Regions from separate parts of the Homo sapiens genome. Here region 2 is linked to region 1. The links are chromatin loops, found by intact Hi-C in ENCODE. Cell type or tissue: CD4-positive, alpha-beta T cell. All regions are shown on one strand. Links, peaks and the distances in the headings refer to the core of each region. The heading gives the core; the rest is flanking DNA. Region 1 has its middle 35 kb from the start of LBH. Region 2 has its middle 31 kb from the start of LINC01936.

Region 1 (2,918 bases), core at 295-2,794:
AAAAAAGAAAAAGTCAGAAATATCCTTCTTTATTAAAGCTTTACCTAATGAGATCCAGCAGCAGCTATAATTTTGAGGTAGCCATGGCTACAAATGATATTTCATGATACCTGCAACAAGTGTACTGTGAAAATGAAAATACTTGTGATTTTTTATTCGTGACAAATTGCAGGTGCTGCTGACACCACTGCGGTTTGTTGCCTGCATTCCTACAAACAGGAAATGCTGAATTTCACTTAGTAATTAACTAAAATATAGATGTAATTTTTGTCCCATCCAATGTCACATGCACCCCTAAATTCTAGGAACCCGAGGTTAAGAAATGCTGTGTAGGTGGATGGAAGATAAGAACTGAGCTTTGTAAACTGTCGAGTGGAAAGTCCTTGTGAATATTGTTCATTCTTGAGGGACGTGGGTGCTCTTAGGATAGGCAAGGGAGGTTGAGAACCAGGCTGAAACTAGATGATTAACCAGCAAACTGTGAGGTCAGAAGCAAACAGGGGACCCTAGTTCCTATGTGTCAGAGCTGGCTGCTAATCCTCAACACGCTTTGTTGTAGTCAAGTAAATGATAGAGTTGGATATTTGTCCCCGCCCAAATCCCATGTTGAAATGTAATCCCCAGTGTTGGAGGCGGGGCCTAGTGGGAGGTCACAGGGGCGGATCCCTAATGGCTTGGTGCTGTCCTCGCCATAGTGAGTGAGTTCCTGCAAGATCAGGTTAAGTGTGTGGCACCTCTCCCATCCCCTTGCTTTCTCTCGCTTCTCTTTCACCACGTGACGTGCAAGCTTCTGCTTTGCCTTCTGCCAAGAGTGAAAGCTCCCTGAGGCCTCCACAGAAGCCAAGCAGATATCAGCACCATGCCTGTACAGCCTGCAGAACCGTGAGCCAATTAAAATTTCGTTGCTTTATAAATTATCCAGTCTCAGGTATTTCTTTACAGCAATGCAAGAATGGCCTAATACGGTAACATCTGATGTAGCTCTGCCTTCCACACCCTTCACTGGTGTGTGGGAGCATGTACCAGCTGGCAGTGCTGGGGAACCATGGGGAGCCTGTGTCTTTGGTCTGGAGAGAAAGGTTTGGAGAACAGCGGGAAGTGCTTTTGGGTCAGCACAGGGCCTGGGGTCATAGCCTACCGTAGCCAAAGGAGAGGCTTGTAAGGCTGCTGGGGCTTTCTGCACAGGCCCTGCCTGGGACAATCCTTTGGGTAAGAACTGCTGGGGCCTTCTTTTAAGATGAGAGTCCCCCTGGGAGAGGTGGTGCATTCAGACCTGAAGGTCTTGGCATGAGTGATTTTTTAAATACCACCTTGTGCAAGAGATCGGGGGAGGAAAAACTCTGCAGGCAAGTGGCCCCATTGCTGGCGCCAGCCCAAGTGACCTTGGGCAGGAAAAGTGCCCTCTAATTAGCAATCAGGAAATCAAGGCACAGCATGGCGCCAGGCAGCATGACCCCAGCTGTAGCCTGGTGACACTGCAGCCCTCTAGACGGCATGCCCTTGCCCCTGCACGGTAGGGCTGGGACCCTGTGGGTTATTTTTTACCTGATGTCACTATTGTTGGTTGTCTGCTAGCTGCTGCAGTGGGTGCCAGCAGTGACAAACATGCAGTGAGGGTTTCCTGTGTAGCTTCCGCCTCCTTCCCCATGCACAGTTCCTCCCTCCTCCAGGGCTCGGCAGCGATTTGAAGGCTACCCAGAGCCTAATCCTGGCCTTGGAGGAGACCAAGGACATAGTGGCCTTCCCAGGCTTGTCCCCTACACACTGACCACACAGTCTCCACCCTTGGGTGTGCCAGCCCCATTTCCTCTGCAGAGAGATGTATTAAGCTACTTTTTCTAGTTGCCTCTCTCCCACTGCCATGACTCCACTAAGTAAAAGTACTGCTTTCTAGAAAGCCAGATTCCCCAGATCAGTGGCTCTCAAACTGTTTTGACTGTGACCCACAGAAAGAAAAATATTTTTTTTCATGACCAAGTACACACATTTATCCACATGTAGGGATGAAACAAAAAAAATTCAGGGAATAACATTTATTCTTCCTATATCTGCTGTACTCTGATTTTTCCTCTTCTATTGTCGTCTTTTCTATTTGTTTTCTTTCTTTTTTAAAAAATTCTGGTTGCAGCCCACAAATGGATTACTTTCACAACCCCATAATGAGTCATGATTTAGCTTGAAAAATACTGTGCCAGATAACTTTCCAGAATGATTTCTCTTTTCCAAATGGAGGACGGGCACTAGAGTTTATTGAGTCCCTGTGAATTAGGCACTGTCCTGGTTTTGAGTGATATCCATCTTCTTGAAAAGGAGACTGAGGCTCAGGCAGGCTGAGCCCATTTCCTTCTAGCATAGAAGTGGAGGATCAGGGATTCCAGAGGTGTGCTGCTGCAGGCTTGCACTGGCTCCCATCTCATCCAGTCCCACAAAATCAGCCATGGTGGGAGCATTTACACCATGGAAATTGGCAAACACTATGAATCAGGGCCTTTTTTTTTTTTTTTTTTTTTTTAAATCTCAGAGGGCTGGTTGTTACACATTTACCAGCACACCATTTGTTCTAATTCTACTGTTTTCCAAAGTCAGTATATTTTGAAGTCCTCTGACCTCAGCTTCCTCATCTGTAAAGTAACATTAAAAATGTCCATTTTGTAGGAAAAATTTATATTCATTGAGCCCATTCTGGTAAGTATGGGGGAACAATGACTGGAAGGAAACCAAAATGCAAATAACTGATATGTTACCATGATGGGATTTGAAAGATGAAGTCCCTAAATTTCACCATCTTTTATAATTTCCATCATTGCTAAATGTACTTTGTGCTAAATATACTTTTCATTATATATACGAAAACCCACACTTTGCAAGAAGTGTGATGAGAATTAGAAGAAATGGAGGTAAACCAGTGCTCTGCAATT
Region 2 (2,918 bases), core at 296-2,795, 49 kb before region 1:
AAGACACTCAGAGAGCAAGAACAAAAGCACTTTTATTTTGGGGAAATTACTCTCAGAAAAACACTCTGAACTTGAAAACAGCTTGAAACAGCTATCCTCATTTATTTTACAAGAAATGAGTGTTCAAATTCTGGCACTTCACTGTGGGACATTGGAGGTCTGTGAGCAGCGGTGGTGGCTGACTTTTCAGCACAGCTTCCTTGGTGCAGGTCTTCTGGGATGCTTGGACCACATTCCTTATTAATGAAAATCCTATCTATCCATCAGGAAGTTTCAGGCTGCAAGGCCCATAATATCTTACTACTGGTAATGGGTTACGGCATACTGACATTTACTATCATGCTTAACAAGTCTGGAAGCAAGCATTGGTTACAATTGTTTAGTGGCTCATTGATTTCAGCAGGGTATGGACTGCTTCTGTCCTTTCTCTCTTCTACCCTTATGGGAACAAGATGGTGGCCACAGTTCCAAGCACCAACTCGTCACATGAGACACCATGAGCAGAAGTAGGCAGGGGTCAAAGGTCACTTCCCTTCACATCTCTCTTTGATCAGAAGGAATATCTTTCCCAAGCAGAATTCCTTCATGTTTCATTGGCCAGAATGGGACCAGACGCCAACCTTAGACCAATCACTGGCAAAAGCAATTGCTTTGTTGATGTAGATCATGTATTCTTAATGAGGGTGATGTCACCCTCAAGGGGGTGAAAATTGGTTCTTGGGGGCAAAAAAAAAAATCATACTGTGCCAAGTATGGTGGCCCACACCTGTAATCCCAGCCCTTTGGGAGGCTGAGGCAGGCAGATCACCTGAGGTCAGGAGTTCAAGATCAGCCTGGCCAACATGGTGAAACCATGTCTCTACTAAAAATACAAAAATTAGCCAGGCATGGTGGCACGCAGCTGTAATCCCAGCTTCTAGGGAGGCTGAGGCAGGAGAATTTCTTGAGCCTAGGAGGTGGAGGTTGCAGTGAGCCAAGATCATGTCACTGCACTCCAGCTTGGGGGACGCGAGTGAAACTCCATTTCAAAAAAAAATCACATTTTTTATGTATAAAGTACAGATATGCATAAAGTACATAAACATACAGTGTATCTGAAGTATTAAATTTTCATGGGAGGAAGCAATCAGGAAAACATATCTAAAAAGGCTCCTTAAGGGGACGGACTGAGTTAAATCAATTATGATTCATTGCTGGCACCTGGGGACTTTTCTTTTGGCCAGGAAGTCTGGGGAATGATGGCCAAACAGGCAGCAACAATATCTGCCACATCCTGCCTAGAAAGAAACATGCTTTGTGTGAAAATCTGGGTATGTGTGTAGGTGTGAGACTTCAAAGTGTGCTTGATTAAAACGTGTCATCACTGACCTGCTTTCAAAGATGGGTGGGCTGGCCAACTGCATGGTTCAATCTGGGCACAAGCTGAGGACCAGAGGTGAATTTCTGGGGACAAAAATGGGAATTGACAAGGGGCTATAGGAGAAAGAATAAAGGCATCTAGAGGAGATTTGTATTATATAAGGTTGGTTGTGCGGTGAATGACTGTGTTAAGTGACTCAAGTTATTTCTCCCCCTTTGGCTGAGGCTCTAGGTCATCAGCACTACTCCAGTGAACCCTGACCATGCTGCTTAGTGAAAAAGCTGCAGGGATCCATCTTTTTGAGTAGATGGCTAACTCCTGCCAATGTGAGGGATTCAGGGGCACAAGGATGTCTTGCCTTCTTCCATGCCTGAGTCCATCCTGAAATCCTCACACCTTCTTTTTCCTCCGATGGTTTAGTCCTTCTCTTCCATTTATTATACCACTGTGTTTCCAATTCCCATCCTGCTTAATACAACCGGTATTCACCCCTCAGGAGAAGTTGTTTAGCTAACTAAGCATTCTTTGTTGGTAGTTGGGTGAGCTGAGGCAAATGCACTGTTGACCTGGAGTCACTGTGGGATTTCCCACGGTTCTGTATCCACAACCACTTTCACACCCTCTGCTTTGGTTTTCCTGGAGTCTTGTCTTACAGACCTTAAATGCTGCCTGGGTGTTTGCTTTTTTTTTTGGCCTCTCTGGGCTCCTGGGAGGTAGGGACAGGTAGTCTCATACAACCATAGGAACCTGATTTCTGAAGGAGGACAAAGGGATGATGATCTCCTCTGGTACTGGAAACCTGGTGGACCTAAGTTAGTGCTCCCTGCCAGAGATGGATTATAAGTATCCTCACTCCTTGACCTGGTCCCCACAGCCCACATTTACGACTCCTCTGGCTAATTGCACTAAAAATCAAAAGCAGTTATCTCCAGGGAATGGGTGTGTAGGTGATGTTCACTCTCCTCTTCATGCCTTTCTATAGATCAGTGGTTCTCAGCCCTGGCTGTATGATTACATCACCTAGGCAGCTTTTAAGTCAATATTGCTGCCCAGGTAGCCGCCCAGGTCAATGAAATCAGAATCTGTGGAGATGGGACCCAGGTTTCAGGGTTTTTGTAAACTCCTGTGTGACTGTGATGTGCCACCAGCATAGAGAGGCTGTAGGCTGTGTGTGTGTGTATGTGTGTGTGTGTGTGTGTGTGTGTATGGGTGTATTTTTCTCACAGTGAGTATACACTTTTTTTTTTTTTTTTTTTGGTAGAAATAGGGTCTCACTTTGTTGCCCAGGTTGGTTTCAAATTCCTGGCTTCAAGCAATCCTTCCATCTCAGCCTCCCAAAGTGCTGGAATTAAAGGCATGAGCCACCATGCCTGGCCTATTTTTAAGACCTTAAAAGAAAATATAGCAATTCTCAATCTGAAGAGAAAAATTAACCCTATTTCTGTTCAATTCTTTAAAAAATAATTAGCCCCTCTTATTTTTCTGAAACTTGAAAAAAATTTACTAGAAAGGAAAACAGTACATGTGGTGAGAAAGTTTACATTTTAAGGGCTGAGCA

The links. Peaks named below come from ENCODE experiments on the same cell type or tissue, not always from the same donor. Only the 100,000 strongest peaks of a DNase experiment are listed, where the experiment ranks them.
Region 2: it touches region 1 in a loop (2.0-fold over the local background); 9 of 110 quality-filtered maps call a loop at or near these places.

Annotation. Positions count from the first base shown.
Region 1 is chr2:30,265,067-30,267,984 of GRCh38, reverse strand. No RefSeq gene overlaps it. Among named protein-coding and RNA genes, the nearest start is that of LBH, 35 kb to the right of the region's middle. RefSeq lists enhancers at 766-1,380, 1,381-1,995. In CD4-positive, alpha-beta T cell, for the core only: no CTCF peak of the experiment used is centred there; DNase peaks (open chromatin) are centred at 664 and 1,594; H3K4me3 peaks cover 2,336 bases; H3K27ac peaks cover 2,500 bases.
Region 2 is chr2:30,314,223-30,317,140 of GRCh38, reverse strand. No RefSeq gene overlaps it. Among named protein-coding and RNA genes, the nearest start is that of LINC01936, 31 kb to the left of the region's middle. In CD4-positive, alpha-beta T cell, for the core only: no CTCF peak of the experiment used is centred there; a DNase peak (open chromatin) is centred at 1,250; H3K27ac peaks cover 1,333 bases.